Regions from separate parts of the Mus musculus genome. Here regions 2 and 3 are each linked to region 1. The links are chromatin loops, found by intact Hi-C in ENCODE. Cell type or tissue: heart. All regions are shown on one strand.

Evidence for each region. Hi-C counts contacts between places; a loop is a spot of excess contacts. Peaks named below come from ENCODE experiments on the same cell type or tissue, not always from the same donor. Only the 100,000 strongest peaks of a DNase experiment are listed, where the experiment ranks them.
Region 2: it touches region 1 in a loop (2.8-fold over the local background); 1 of 42 quality-filtered maps calls a loop at or near these places.
Region 3: a loop joins it to region 1, with 2.2 times the contacts of the local background. A loop is called at or near these places in 1 of 42 quality-filtered maps.

Annotation. Positions count from the first base shown.
Region 1 is chr17:56,828,733-56,833,732 of GRCm38, reverse strand. It overlaps Rfx2 (regulatory factor X, 2 (influences HLA class II expression)), which reads left to right and starts at 2,725. Exons shown (of 17, transcript NM_009056.2): 1 at 2,725-2,850. In heart, a CTCF peak has its summit at 2,360; DNase peaks (open chromatin) are centred at 2,502 and 3,892; H3K4me3 peaks cover 2,601 bases; H3K27ac peaks cover 1,294 bases; H3K27me3 peaks cover 2,034 bases.
Region 2 is chr17:56,624,274-56,629,273 of GRCm38, reverse strand. It overlaps Lonp1 (lon peptidase 1, mitochondrial), which reads left to right and starts at 2,371. Exons shown (of 18, transcript NM_028782.2): 1 at 2,371-2,793. The coding sequence starts at 2,401. Catsperd (cation channel sperm associated auxiliary subunit delta) reads right to left here and starts at 1,131. Exons shown (of 22, transcript NM_175350.3): 1 at 1,024-1,131. The coding sequence starts at 1,085. In heart, no CTCF peak of the experiment used is centred here; DNase peaks (open chromatin) are centred at 1,223 and 2,283; H3K4me3 peaks cover 2,903 bases; H3K27ac peaks cover 2,201 bases; H3K27me3 peaks cover 535 bases.
Region 3 is chr17:56,986,522-56,991,521 of GRCm38, reverse strand. It overlaps Clpp (caseinolytic mitochondrial matrix peptidase proteolytic subunit), which reads right to left and starts at 1,258. Exons shown (of 6, transcript NM_017393.2): 1 at 1,009-1,258; 2 at 845-916; 3 at 132-228. The coding sequence starts at 1,194. It overlaps Gm33509 (a long non-coding RNA gene), which reads left to right and starts at 1,599. Exons shown (of 2, transcript XR_385672.4): 1 at 1,599-1,813; 2 at 2,984-3,360. In heart, CTCF peaks have their summits at 2,143 (motif pointing right) and 2,790 (motif pointing left); DNase peaks (open chromatin) are centred at 1,231 and 1,861; H3K4me3 peaks cover 2,101 bases; H3K27ac peaks cover 1,947 bases.

The DNA.
Region 1 (5,000 bases):
GCTATTATAAAGTTTTTCTCTGAATAGTTCATCTCTTGCAGATCTGCCTGCCTCTGTTAAGCACAGAGAATAAACCAGCTGGGTGGGACCCATCCTGAAATTACCATTTGTATTACACCTGGGCCTAACCTTGCTCTATTCTAGGCTGACCCTGAACTCAGGTGTTTGTCTGCCTTTGTAAGCATAAACAAAAAGATGTAGCTGGGTGGAATCTCCTTTGATCACCACTCCCTAAATCTCCTTGTCTCCTAGTTTAGTATCTTTCTGACAAGTTGGCTCACAGCACCGCTGTCCTTGTTCCTTTAGATTCTTGAAGCCCTTCATGTTTCATATTGCATCCTTATATTTTTTGATATCTATATTTTTTTTCTTTTTGAGAAATTATATATTTTTGAACTCATGTTTTTAGGGTTCTTTTCCACAGCCTTAAGGGTTGTCTTGAAGGTTCCAAGGCTCACCATTTATGATACATTAGCCTCATCTTTACCTCCTGGACTTGTATTCTAACTACCATGGAGTCATTAACAGTAACAGGCAGGACACTCCTTGAAGGAAGGGCATAAAATGTGTACACTGTTATCCAAAGGAGCCCTACACCCAAAGCGGCCATTGACATTCTAGTAGGCCCATGCCCAATGGCCCTGTCCCAGGGGCAGGAACCATGTCATTTTGTCCCCACCAAGGCCATGCAGGACCTGGCAGATTCACAGCTCTTGTCTTCCAAAGGGGTTTCTGAGAAACCCAAGTAAACTCACAGGTGAATCCTGGATAGTTGACATGGAAAAAAAACTGGGGGAAAACAAAAAACAAAAAAATAAAAAACCCTGACTCCTGCCTGCCATTGTTACTCTAACATAAAAAACATATGTTTGGAAGAGGGGAACAGGGCTTTCTGCCAAGCCGAATGATCCTTGGAGGACACAGGGGAAAGGCAGAAAGTGTTCACAAGTTGTCATCTGATCACATGTGTATCATATCATGTACATATCACATCCTAAAGAAATAAATGTAAAAATACTAAAACTCTATGTAAGGAGTGAGCCAGCTGTATCGTCAGCGAGTGAGAGGCTTAGAACTCTGAGGTGTGTGGCTGAGATGAGAGGTTCTCTTTCCTTCCCATCCACAAGTGTCCCAGGTCTAGAAACCCTCCTGCACTTCTTTCCACAGTCTCCTTGCTAAAGACCAGGTTTCCAACCCATGAGCTCTGGGGACACACTTCTCAGTCTCTAAAACCAATGAGTTCTGAAGGGCCACAGTTTGGTCCAAACAGATTCAGGCTCATTCATGCATAGCCATTTGCCTCCATGATAGTTACAGTTGAGTCTATGGGACTGGGTCTCTCAGCACGGGGGTGGGGGTGGGGGTGGGGGATGGGGACCGGACACTAGCTTTGTAGTGTAGGCAGCCAACAAAGTGGTGTTGTGGCACCAGGCTTCCAGTTGCTCCAATATATTTATTTTGGAAACTCCAGTCCTAGAGGCAGCGTCTACTGCCTTTCTCGCGGCCTAAGTTCAGGATTTCATGAGTTAGACTGTGCACAAATGCTTGGTGGCACCTGCCTCTCACCCTAGTAGTCAAGGACCTAAGACAAAAAGAACATTAACTTGGACTACATAGTGGGAATCTAGTCTAGCTTGGACTACTTAGCAAGACCCTGACTCACCGCTTTGGGCACATAAGCCCAAATTACCCATGTTCACTGGTGCAATTGGACGTTCAATGAATGAATGAATGAATGAATGAATGGAGCTATGGTCTGACAGCTCCTCCGCACTTGGGTCTCTGGGTTTAAACCTTTCCTTTTGCGTTAACTTTTCATTCTGTTTGTGTCATCCCACCAAAATATAAGCTTTATGAAGAGTCCACATTGAGACCTGTATATATATATGAACCAGAGAGGACAGAGAAGCGAGATGGGGTGGGTGAGGAGTTGTCAGCTTAGCCAGGACTGGTGAACACACACCCATCATCCCAGCACTAGGAGATGGAGCCAGGAAAATCAGGTGTTGGAGGCCAGCTTAAGCGGTGTAGTGAGTGTATACAAGACACCGGCTCAAAAAAAAAAAAAAAAAAAAAAAAAAAAGGAGAAGCGCTGGAGAGGAGGCTTCTGCTCTTGCAGAGGACCCGGGATCGGTCCCTGCTCAATTAGGCGGCTCATAGCAGACGGTCACTCTGGTTCCAGGGCGATCCAACGCTCTCTTCGGGTCTTCATGCGCATTGCATGCACACGCATAGACAACAATCTTTAAAAAAAAAGTTTTCAGTTTGTGGACCATGAAAGAGCAGGCGCAAGGCCAGAGTCTGCTGCTCCCCTTAGACGGTGAGCGCCTCCGGTCTAGCGGAATCACCGTAACTCCGCAAAACACGCACTGCCACCAGTGGGCCCTCGCGCACCTCCTTAGAGCCAACCCTTCCCGGGAGCCGCGCGCCTCCCGCCAGGCCCCGCCCTCCTTCTCAGCGATTGGCTGGTATTCTACCCAAGGACCTGCCCCTTCACCTCTGACGGGCACTATGAAAGCCAATGGGGAGATCGCCCGCCCTCCCCGAGGCCGTTGGAGGCGGGCATGGGCGGGCCGTTGGAGGGGGCGGGGCGTGCAGCTTGGTAACCGTTGCCGGGCGCAACGCCCCGCCCCGTGAGGGCAGCGCGAGGCTGAGGCGGGCGGGCGCCTGCTGCGGGCGGGCGCTGCGGGCGGGCGGGAGGGCGGCGGGAGCCGGAGGAGGAGCGGCCGGCGCCGCCACCGCCGCCGCCATAGAGACTGTAGCCGTGGAGACTGTTACTTACCAACGCGGAGCGACACGCAGCGGCCGACGCCGCGGGAGCCGCTACCGGAACTCCCTGCCGAACTCCAGGTGAGCGGTGCGGGCCGGGGCAGGGGGCGGTGGCGGAGGGGGGGGGGACCCCGCTGGAGGGGGGTCGCGGGGGCGGGCGCGGCCGGACCCGGCGCCCCAACTTTGCAGACGCCAACCTCATCCAATCCTGATAGGCGCCTCTGATTTGGGGGAGCCCTGGGCTGGGTGGAACCCCTCTCACACTCTCAAAAGTTTGTAAAGTGAAGCGATCTCTTCTCGCCTTTGACGCACTAAATCTGACTTTGAGGAGCGGGGACTCCAGAAGACCCCTCCTTGTCTCTTACTCCACAACACCTGAAACTCGGAGGCGCCCTCAAACTAGTCAGTCCTCTCTTTGACTACTCCCAAAGCCTGAATTGGAGTTGCCCCAAACCCGCTCCTTGCTGTCATCCCCCTAAAACCTGAGTTGGGGGCTCCCACAGAGCCAGCCATTCTCGTCCAAGTCTGAAAACCCAGAGGCACCGTCTCCCTTTTATACTTATGAAATCGGGGTTCTGGCTTTTATCCATGTACTTAACTCCGAGGGTACTCTTCTGCTTGCCTCATAGTTCTGACCCTCGGGTTTCCTTCTTGACTTAGGATTTGGGGGCTCCGGCACCGTTTTCTTGTGCTTTGACCAAAATAGTCACTGCGTTTGTTCTGTTCTGGAAGGAACTCCTCCCTTCGCGTTTTCTTGCCCATCCCAAATACCCCCGGCGCCCCAAATCCTCGGACCACTCTCCCCTGGAACCCGACACCGCTGCGTTTGGGGGTCCTTTACCATGCCGCTCCGGGAAGCTCAAGCGCACCCATAGCGTCCTCTTTGCCGAGATCCCCAATCTAGAAAACTTTCCCGAAGGAAAATATTGTGTGAACCGTTTGTAGGAAGATCCAGGAGGCCGGGAGAGTGCGTGCGCAGCCCTCCTGTGCACAGGCAGCACATCCCAAAACACCGGATTGTCTTCCTCGCCCCTTTCCATGGGTCATATCCGAGTTCGCAGTTGGGATTCGCTAGGGCTGCGGTTGTTTCCTTGGACCCTAGAGAGCTCGGTTCCGGACAGAGCCCCCTAGGGTGGCGGGGAGGGGAGTTGGGGCGGGGAACGCACCAAGAAACAGCTGGGACCGCTGTCTCTCCTGAGACTTCACCCCTACTTTAGTACGTCTCCGGAACACTCCGGTACTCAGGTCCCCCAGGAAAAATCCTACAACGATTGAGTGTTAATAAATGTAACTTTATTAGCATGTACATAAGTGTGGCCTTCTCCTGTGTGTATAATGTGTTGTAATCATAACCACCACTCGCCTCTCTTGACCCTGATGACCCCCACTCCTCCAGCCCTGGCTTGCTTCTACTTTTTGCTCCCTTTTTCCTTGAAGGGAACAGAGTTCAGTTGGGGCCACGGCGCAGAGGACAGTGGGTCCCTCCTCAGAAGTGGCCGTCAGGTCCTCGGGAGTCAGATGACTCTTTTCTTATTGTCAAAAGTGATTTGCTTTCCGATTTAAATTTTTACGTGTATTTATTGTGTGTGACTATACTGCACGTGCACACACCCCCGGAGGTTAGAGGACAGATTACAGGAGACTCCCTTCAGCACTTGATCTTGGGAGCTCAGTACACTTGGTGGCAAGAGCCCTTACCTGCGCATCTCCCTGCCAGTGGAATGAGCTTTAAACTTAAAGTGAAGCGAAGACAATTCTAGAACAGTGATGATATTAATAAAATAATAATGACGTAAAACTTCTCTTAAAATGTTTTCCTGTTTGAGTTTTTAACGTCAGCCTCAGCCTGTGAAGGTGCCTGTTTGATGGGACTGAGCTCTGGCTGAGTCCCTGCCGGTCCTCAGTGGAGCTTGGGTTCAGGGACTGAATGGACTAGAAAATCCACCCAGGTGTGGCCACTCATCCACTCCCACTGGAGAAGGAGGGCTCAGGCCTCAGAGAGAGGAATCTAAGGCTGTTAGCATCAGGCCTACCGCCTGTCTGGTGGGTCACTGTGGATACCTGAGCCCCAGGGCCACTACAGGGCTGTGAAGGACTTGTCAACACACTGGCCCTCTAAAATACAGCCTGTCATTCTCTTGCTGCATGAAGTATCCCTGGCACTTTAGACTGTATTAGTAGTGGCATTTTAAAAATCTTTATTATGTGTGTGTGTGTGTGTGTGTGTGTGT
Region 2 (5,000 bases), 200 kb after region 1:
AGAACTCAGCACACACAGCCTGTTCTGGCTTCCCACCCACATGACCCATTGGCCCTTTCCACCTGTACCCCTCAAAAAAGCCCTTAAAGCCGGGCGTGGCACACGCCTTTAATCCCAGCACTCGGGAGGCAGAGGCAGGCGGATTTCTGAGTTCGAGGCTAGCCTGGTCTACAAAGTGAGTTCCAGGACAGCCAGGGCTATAAAGAGAAACCCTGTCTTGAAAAAACCAAAACCAACCAACCAACCAACCAACCAACCAAAAAAACCCCCAAAACCAAACCAAAAAGCCCTTAAATACGCTCTCATCCCTGGAAGAATACAGCAGACATCCCACTGCAGTAGTCTCCAGAGATCATTTTGTCCATATTCATGGCTGTCTGAACCCTCCTCTCCACCTCTGCCCCTTTTGTCCCCTCAGGCTGGTGACCTCCGGGGAGAAAAGTGGGAAGGAGGAGGGCATACAGAGACATACTTGCATGTTAGCGATCAGAGACACTGCTCACCATGGCACTAAGCACAGCATACTTCCCAACATGCACTCAGCCTCAACAGCCCATGGCACTGCTGCTGAGCCAGGTAGGGATGGATGGTGGGACAGATTGCAGACTGCACAAGGAACTTAGGTTTGACGCATGTCCAAAGCCCTGGCTCCACACCCAGAAATGGATTTTAGTGATTTGCTTGGGAGAGATATGCCAAATTTGATTTCTACAATTGGGCTGGAGGGTATGCCTGGGCTCCAACAAGAACCAGCCCCATTCCTCCTGTCATAAACCTCCCAGCAGGGCTGGAGAGATGGCTCAGTGGTTAAGAGCACTGACTGCTCTTCCAGTGGTCCTGAGTTCAATTCCCAGCAACCACATGGTGGCTCACAACCATCTGTAATGGGATTTAATGGCCTCTTCTGGTGCGTCTGAAGACAGCTACAGTGTATTCATATAAATAAAAAAAATAAAATTGAAATATCATTTAAAAAAAAAAAAAACCTCCCAGCAGCAATCCAACCCAGTTAGGCAGTTGTACCGGCACAGTGTGTGAGCCCTGACCATGGTGGCCACTGCTGCTGCTAGCATCAACACCAGCATCTTGCCTGGTTCTCCACAGCTAACACTGCTCTTCAACCGCCAAGCTTGAGAAAGTGTCTGAGCATGCGTGAGGTTAGGCCGCTTCTCTCCTACCCGCCTCTTGTCTGGGCACGCGCACCAGGTAAGAAGGCCACTAGCAGGACCTTTTGGACGTGTCGGACAAAAGCCCGGTTAGGTCTACGCAGAGGAAACTGGAAGGAGTGGGCATGCGCAATATGGAAGCAGAGCTCGCACATTTCAAACCTGAAAATTACACCCAGGTTCCCAGATCCATAAGTCAAAATCCAAAGCATGCCCAAACTTCAAGGAGGTCACCACAGCACTAGCATGAGCACACGTGGGTGTGGAAGCAGAGCTTTGGGCATGCATCAATCCACTCCCTGCTTTGTGGAGCCGGAGCATGCACACGGGTCTCTTGGGACGTGTCCTGGAAGCTTCAGTGTTTTGGTAAGTGCCTCACGGACCACTGACAACAAAGGCAACGCTGAGCAGGCGCACCTGCGCACGGCCTTTAGCATGCATACTATACGAGAGGCAAAAGCCCTCCAAGCACGCCTCCTCCAGTGTGGAGTGAAGATGCCACCAACTGCGTAGGGAGATGTAGTAAAACCTGTTGTTGTGTATCAACAAAGAACGCTGAAAAGACTAAAGTTAAAGGAGGGGTGCGCTGTACTTTTCTTCCGATGCCTTCAGAACACAGAATTTACCCTGTAAAACCTTTTTGATGGCAGTAGAAAAACAGAACGCAGTACTAAGGTACAGCTTGGACAGGACAAACCAGTAGTTGTAGGAACTGGGAGGGGCCACGCTTCTTCCAGGCCCCCTTCCTAGAGCGATGCCCCCCGCCCCCTCCGCACAAGCTCCAGTCTGGAGTCACCGCTCTGGCCACGCCCCTATGTCAAGCCCCGACCTTTGAGCCCGCCTTCGGCCATATCCCTGATTCCAGTTCCTCCAATCCCTGCCTGGTGGAGCGCCCCCCATTCGGACCACACACCAGTCCTGCTTTCTCCGTCATGTTTCCTCAAGCTTACTACACCTCTCACTTTTTCATCCAGATCCTCAAAGTCCTCTCTAGAACATCCTTCATCGGGCCACGCCCCCTTGCCGTCCAACTCCAAGCCCCGCTCTGAGCCTTGAACCACGCCCCTACTCCGCCCTCCCATCCCCAAACCCAGTCTCCCTCTGACCACGCCCACTCACTCACCTTATTCAAGCTCCGCCTCTCCAGCCCGAAGCACGCGAGCGTCATCACGTGCGCAAACGGGGGGCGAGCAGAGATGACGTAAGTGCGGTGCGCCGTCAGTATGGCTGTTCCATGGCGGCGAGCACAGGCTACGTGCGGCTCTGGGCCGCTGCGCGGTGCTGGGTTCTGCGGCGGCCGCTGCTGGCTGTCACCGGAGGCCGGGTCCCGAGCGCGTCCGGGTCGTGGCTGCGCCGAGGATGTCGGGCCTGCGACATGTCAGCTCCCTGGGGCGGCCGCGTTCTTCCCGGCGGGGTCCAGTGGCGGGGGCTGTGGGACTCGGGCAACCGCGGTGGCAGCGACGAGACCTCCGAGGGCGGTGCGGAGGACGGGGCCACGGCGAGCACCGGGGAAGGCCCGGTCGTCACAGCGCTCGCGCCCATGACCGTCCCGGATGTGTTTCCTCACCTGCCGCTCATCGCCATCACCCGCAACCCTGTGTTCCCGCGCTTTATCAAGATCGTGGAGGTAACCAGAGCCCCCGCTCCCCTGCTCTGCTAGCGGGACCGAGTGGTCTCTCAGCTCCCTCGCGTCTAAGAAACTTTTGGAACCGCACTCCTGCTTGTCATCGCACCACTCTGAGGCAAGAGGATACCACAGTCCTTGGTGGCTCACTTGGACACAAATTCTTCCCTTTTTCTGGTCCTTCAGGACCCGAGATAGTGAGTGTAGAAATCCCAGGCCGACTAGCAACAGAGTATAGTTATTTCGCTTCCATCCTGGTGAAAGTTTTGTAACGCCTTCTCAGCCTTGTTCAATGGTGTAGAGTTTATTCATTGAGACAGCCTTATGTATCTTTTGTCTTGAGACATTCTCCTTTTTCACACCCTTAATTACCCGCGTAATGTATCGGGCATAGTTGTGGGGATACAAAGTTACAGGCTTTAGGTATTACATTGTAGGAGTAGGAGAAAGGCCGGAATTACTGGAGTCTGAGTGGTTTACCAAAAAAAAAAAAGGGACAGGATTTTTTTTTTTTCCCTGACACTGTCCCTGACATCTTCCTGGTATTTACCCCTAAAAAGAAAGAAACTTCAAACAGCCTTTTAACTAAGGGAGGAAAATTCCACTGCAGGAAGCTGATCCCATCTGATCCTTTCAAATTAGCTGGCCATGAAGAGGGAGGGAGAACAGGATGATGAAATCAACAGAAAGCAGAGACTTTTAAAGGGGAATTTTCAATCTGCCATCTATTCCCCTATGTCTTGAGTTCACAGAGAGCAGTGGTTATCAGTTAACCTACTAGCAAGGTCATACAGTGAGTCACAGCCACATCACCCGCAGGCCCCCTCCATTCTCTTTGCCCTGCCAACCCTTGAAGGGAAGTGTATCAGCACAGATGTGGGGAGGGTTAAAGCGAGCTCCTCCACCTACCTCCACTCCCATGCTTCCAAGGCCCATCTCACGTTGTCTGTCTGGTAGAAGGACACACACATTTGCCAGATAACTTCTGTAGGGTAACACGGCATCATCACCTATCTACAAGTTGCTCCCCAGGGCCTTAGTTTTCCTCACCTGGGAAATGGACATAATAGCAGTTCCTGTCTTGGAATCAGAGAACTCTTGTGGAACTCACACAAACTGTATGTAAAGGCTATTTTGGTTTTGGTTGAGGCAGGATCTCATGTAGCTCAGGCTGCCCTTCTAGTTGCTGTGTAGTTGAAGTTGGCTTTAGCTCCAGATCTTCCATCTCTTTAGCTTTTGGGTAAGAAGTGCCTCATCTGGTCCTGAGTGACTGAGTTATAAGTCTCTGCTGTTTGCTGCTTGGAGGGGGTTTCCTCATACCGTGATGCTCATAGGACTTGTTATGCCTGGCAGGCTCTAGTAGTGTAGAACTGCTCTGGAGGCCCATTCTGTATCCTCTTTATTCTCAGGGCTTCTCAGACCAGGGCTGCCCACACCTGGTTCCTTAACCCTACTGTGGAGACAAATGTGTGCTGGGGCAAGAACAAAGAGATGCTTCTTCCAAGTGAACCCAATGTGCCATTGGGAGCTAGCTGTCAAGGGTGTGGTGTTGAGACAGTGGTGTGTGCTTTCCTGTTGGTATCACCTCATAAAATGACCAGAGTCAGGGAGAAAAAGATGCTGAGACCCATCACAGAACACTTACCTGGGAGCTAGTGAATAGTTGTTTTTTTATTTTTTTTTTGTTTTTTGGTGCAAAACTCAGCTTTTGGTCTACAGCCATCAGACTCATGTGCTGTCTTTGGCTCTGCAGGCTGGTTAGGGTTCTGTGTAGACTGTTTGCTTATCATGCACGAGGCTCACACAGACCGGATGTAGAGTCAAACACCTGTCATCCGAATGCTCAGAGGGTAGAAGGAGGAATCTTCCGATCAGGAATTCAGGGTTATCCAAGGCCAGCATGAGTTGCTGTGAGGAGACACTATGACCAAGGCAACTTTTAAAATAAAAGTTTTTACTTGGGGCTTGTTTATAGTTTAAGAACATCAAAGTGGGGAGTGCAGTGGCAGGCAGACATGGCACTGGAGTAGTTGCTGAGAGCTTGCATCTGATCCACAGCTTGAAGGCAGAGAGAAACCTCAAAGCCCACCCCAGTGGTATACCTCCAGCTAGGTGACGCCTCCCAATCCTTCCTAAACAGTTCCTATGACTGGGGACCAATTGTTCAAATATATGAACCTATGGGAGCCATTCTTGTTTAACACCACAGA
Region 3 (5,000 bases), 160 kb before region 1:
GAATTAAATGTGTGCACTACCATACCCTGCTTTGAGCGATTTTAAATTTTAGATTCTGTAGGAGGCACAAGGCTGCATGTCTTCCCCAAAGGGGCTATCTCTGACCCCACAACCAGGCTGTCCTGGCTTACCTGGGCTGTTGATATACATATGAATGGGCTTCTTGTTGCTTTCAGACTGTAAGAACAACAGCTGGGCAATGACCAGACTGGCCACACTGTCGTCAATCTGCAGGTGGGGAGAGCAGAGGTATCCTCAGGTTGAAGGTGGGATGGATAGAGGCTTAAGGAGTTGAGGCCCTGGGAACCAGGAATTTCCAGCACAGGAAGAGATGGCTGGGGAAGCCCCAGATAGTGGAAGACCCTAAGCTGGGGACAAGACTGGGACGGAGTGCTCTCCTAGCAGGCAAAAGGCCCTGGGTTTAAGCACTGCCTACACCTGGTCTGGTTTAGGAACCTCATCCCTCCCTCAAATGTCCTGTCAGCTACATGGGGAGTTCAAGGCCAGCCTGGGACCCTGACTCAGAAGACCAAAGGATAAACTGAAACAAAGAATGGCTGACAACAGCAGACTATGGTAAGAATGCACATTTTACATTCCAACGTTTGGGAAGCTATGGCAGGACGATGGAAAGGTAGGGGCTAGCCTGTACTACAAAGCAAAAATTTTGCTCAAGTTTTTTTTTTTTTTTTTTAAAGAATGTTTAAGGTCAGGGTCTAGGGCCTAGGGTCTAGGAGGTCACCAAGGATGAGGGGGAAGAGGGGGTTATATGACACAGAGCTTGACAAAGGATAAATGTTGGTGAGACAACAAGGTGTGCCCGGGAAGGACCGGGGTCGCTCACCGGGCCCATGACGCACACGATGCGTTCCCGCAACAGCCTCGAGTATATGTCATAAGCGCGCTCGCCTCGACCCTTCGTGGGAAAAGAAGATGTGAAAGGTCATCCTCCCTTGCACGCCGACCGACTACAAGCCTCCGCGCCATGTCCCCATCAGGTCACCGTACCGTCTGCTCCACCACTATGGGGATGAGCGGGAAAGCTCGCGTCGCAGTTCCATGCAGGCTCCTCCGCAGGGGTGAGCAGCTCACAGCAGTCCATGGCGGGGAGAAATGCACGGCAAGGCGAGACAACAGAGCGCGACATCCGTCCACAGCCACCCGGGCCTCCCCCAGCAGCACTCTGGGCCACATGACGACGCGCACTCCGGCTTGGCTTCCGGAACTACAACACCCGGCGTGCTTTGCGGGAGTCACTGGCTCATCCACTTCCGAGAACAGAATAAGCGGAACTGAAGAAGGCGGGGATAAGTCTGTGGGTGGGGTCCTCGTTAGAGGTAGGCGTTCGAATAAATAAGAAAAACCCGCGTATTAGTCCCATGGAAGTTCTCGGACGAGGTTGCGCTGTTCCCGGTGCCCACGCGGGAAGAAGCTCACGGAGGTGCTCACCAAAGGGTGAGAAGAGGCTTAGGGGACGCACCAGCCCACCACCATCGTCCCGCAGCAATCAGGTCCACGTGCTGGCCTGTAACCAATTGATCTTCCAGAACTACAATTCCCAGCTGCTTTGCGACCCCTGACTCCCGTATAGGCTCGCTAGAGAAAGGAGGAGAGTGTCTCTGGGACAGGACTTAGACCAGGAATCGCCAGGGGATTTATTGAACAATGTAGTTTAGGGCATTGTGAACACTGAGATAGGAGAGGAGGCCTGGATCTTGCCACAAGTTCTGGACGTTCGCTACACCTGTATTCGTTTTCAGAGGGCGTCCAGCTTTCTAGAAGCGTTCCTTTTTTGTCCAAGTAAAACTGGAGGGTAGGTAGACAGTGCCTACTGTCCATGTGCATGGTCCTATACCTTGAGAAATACTGTGCCCGCCATCTCGATCTGTCGCCGTAAGACCAAGATTCTGGGAGCTCCCCCCACCGCCATACCTGCCTCGTCTGTGCCTACGTTGCAGCTGGAGGCTCTTGGAAGAGGTGAAACTGAGCCATTGAACCTGCGACAGTCAGGCAATCACCTCTGCATTCATCTTCTTTGTCTTCCCTGCAACTCTTTTAAAAAAATAATATAGATATAGATATTTAGATATAGATTTATTTATTATTATTCATAAGTACACTGTAGCTGTCTTCAGATGCACCAGAAGAGGGCGTCAGATCTCATTAAGGGTGGTTGTAAGCCACCATGTGGTTGCTGGGATTTGAACTTAGGACCTTGGGAAGAGCAGTCAGTGCAACTCTTTTTAGCAGCCACACTTTTTCCCACGTGTCACTCCCCTCTGCCCTGTGCTAGGCTCCTTTACAATACATCTGTATCGGGCTGAGACATCATGCTCTGCTACCACCTCAGGCACATTCTGGAACTTTCTTAATTGTCGCCTGATGTAAGCATTACTTAAAGCGGTTGCCATGTTCCCTGAGGAAGATACACTTGCGTAACTGGAGACTTGTACCTTTAAATTGCATAAAAGCCAGACATGACCATCAAAAGCCAGAGATGTTTTTCCCTAGAGCTCTCCAAACGACACAGGCTCTTGTCATTACTCTGGGTTGCTCACCATAATTAGATGACAAGACTCAGTTGCTGAAGACACCAGTCACTTTGGTGTCTTCATGGGTCATGCAGAAACCAAACTGGAATTGACCTGGAGATTTCCTCCCAGCTGATTCAATTTCATAGTACCAGAAGGTAACATTTGGTCTGGATAAGACCACTTATGACAAAAGTCATAAGTGGTCTTATCCAGGGGTGGACCTCGAGTGCTGCAACTCCATCTGGTGGCAAGATGTGGCTGCTGGTGCACTGGTGGCATGAGAGCTATGGTGAACTCAAGGCTGCTCTGCAGGAGGGGACCACGCTCAGTGCTATAACCTGACTAGAGCCCACACTCCAAGGTTACACAACAAGGAGAGAAACTTGCCTTCCGTTGCTCTGCCAAATGGTTGTGCTGTGAAACTGCCTTCTGAATATTTGTCCCCATAGATTGCCGCTCTGGGCCCTCGTCAGAGATGCTTCACTTTGCAGCAGGAAGCGGGAAATTCAGAGGCTCTCAAGTCCGAATGCAGAGGAAGAACTGGCTACGAGTGCTTGCTCTAAGAGGGGCAAGAGCTGTGAAAGGTTGTCTAATGGATGTCTGGTGGCCATCATCCTTGTGACCTCACAGCAGCTGGACAAGATCAACCCAGCTAGATCAGCCAGTGTCCCAGCAGGCAGCAGTTCCTGGACTCCATGTGTTACAGAAAAGGGACATGAAGGTGGGAGGAGGCTGTGCCAGGAGTGTTGGGAGGAAGAGCAATAATTCTGAGTAAACACTTGGTATAAATGTGTGAAATTGTTAAAGAATAAAAGATAAAAATAGCCGGGCGTGGTGGCGCATGCCTTTAATCCCAGCACTTGAGAGGCAGAGGCAGGCGGATTTCTGAGTTCAAGGCCAGCCTGGTCTACAAAGTGAGTTCCAGGACAGCCAGGACTATACAGAGAAACCCTGTCTCACCCCCCCCCAAAAAAATAAAGAAATAGTCCAGATGTGGTAGTGTACACCTTTAATCCCAGCACTCAGGGAAACCCTGCCTTGAAAAACCAAGGAATAAATAAATAAGCCGTTAAAAGAAAAACAAGCCAGGGCATAGTGGTACATACCATTTTTTTTTCTAGATTGTGTGTGTGTGTGTGTGTGTGTGTGTGTGTGTGTAGCCCTGGCTGTTCTAGAATTTGCTCTATAGAAGACTAGGCTGGCCTCAAACTCAGAGATCTGCCTGCCTCTGCCTCCCAAATACTAGGATTAAAAGGTATGCACCACCACGCCCCACTCTGCAGTGTACCTCTTTAATCCCAGCACTCAGGAAGCAGAGACAGGAGGATCTTGTCTCTGTTTGATGCCAGCCTGATCTATATTGGGAGTCCCAGAGCAGCCAAGGCTACATAGAGAGAACATGTACCAAAAAAATCAAGCAAGCAAACAACCCCCCCCCCAATGACAAGTATTTTGTTGATTTTGAAGGTTTGTTGTTATTTTTAATTGTGGAAGTGTGAATGTAAAGGTGCTGCAAGGGGCCGGAAGGAGATGTCAGATCTCCTGGAGCAGAAGGTACAAAAGGTTGTGAGCTGCCTTATGTGGGTTCTGGGAGTCAAAAACCCAGGTCCAAACAAGAATAGCAAGCGCTCTAAGCTGTTGTGCCTCTCACTCTATGCTCAGGTTAGCCTGGAATTCATGGCGATCTTCCTGCCTCAGCCTCAGGACTACTGAGGCTGCAGCACCAAGCTAGGCTCACTGCTAATAGGTCTATTCCTTTTTCACATAAGTGCCTTTGTCTGTCCGGCAATTGGATCTTTCTAGAATGCAGTAACTATCTTTTCCTTGAAATCCTCTCCTCCTCCTCCTCCTCCTCCTCCTTTAAAGAATTATTTATTTTATATATGTGAGTACACGATAGCTGTCTTCAGACACACCAGAAGAGGGCATCAGATCTCATTATCCCATTACAGATGGTTGTGAGCCACCATGTGGTTGCTGGGAATTGAACTCAGGACCTCTGGAAGAGCAATCAGTACTCTTTTTTTTTTTTTAAATATTTATTTATTTATTATATGTGAGTACACTGTAGCTGTCCTCAGACACTCCAGAAGAGGGAGTCAGATCTCGTTATGGATGGTTGTGAGCCACCATGTGGTTGCTGGGATTTGAACTCCTGACCTTCAGAAGAGCAGTCGGGTGCTCTTACCCACTGAGCCATCTCACCAGCCCGCAATCAGTACTCTTAACCACTGAGCCCTTTCTCCAGCCCTTGAAATCCATTTCAACCAAGTTGAAGTTCTGGGGAGGGGGTTCTGGAAAGGAGTTGGAGTCTGCTTTCTATTCTTCAAAGAGTTATACAATTTCCTCATTTGGTGATTTTTGTCTATTTGGGACAGGGTCTCTAGGACAGGCTGGCCTGGAACTTCCTATGTTGCCAAGGCTGGCCTCCTTTTGGGGGGTTGGGTTGGCAGACATGAGCCACCA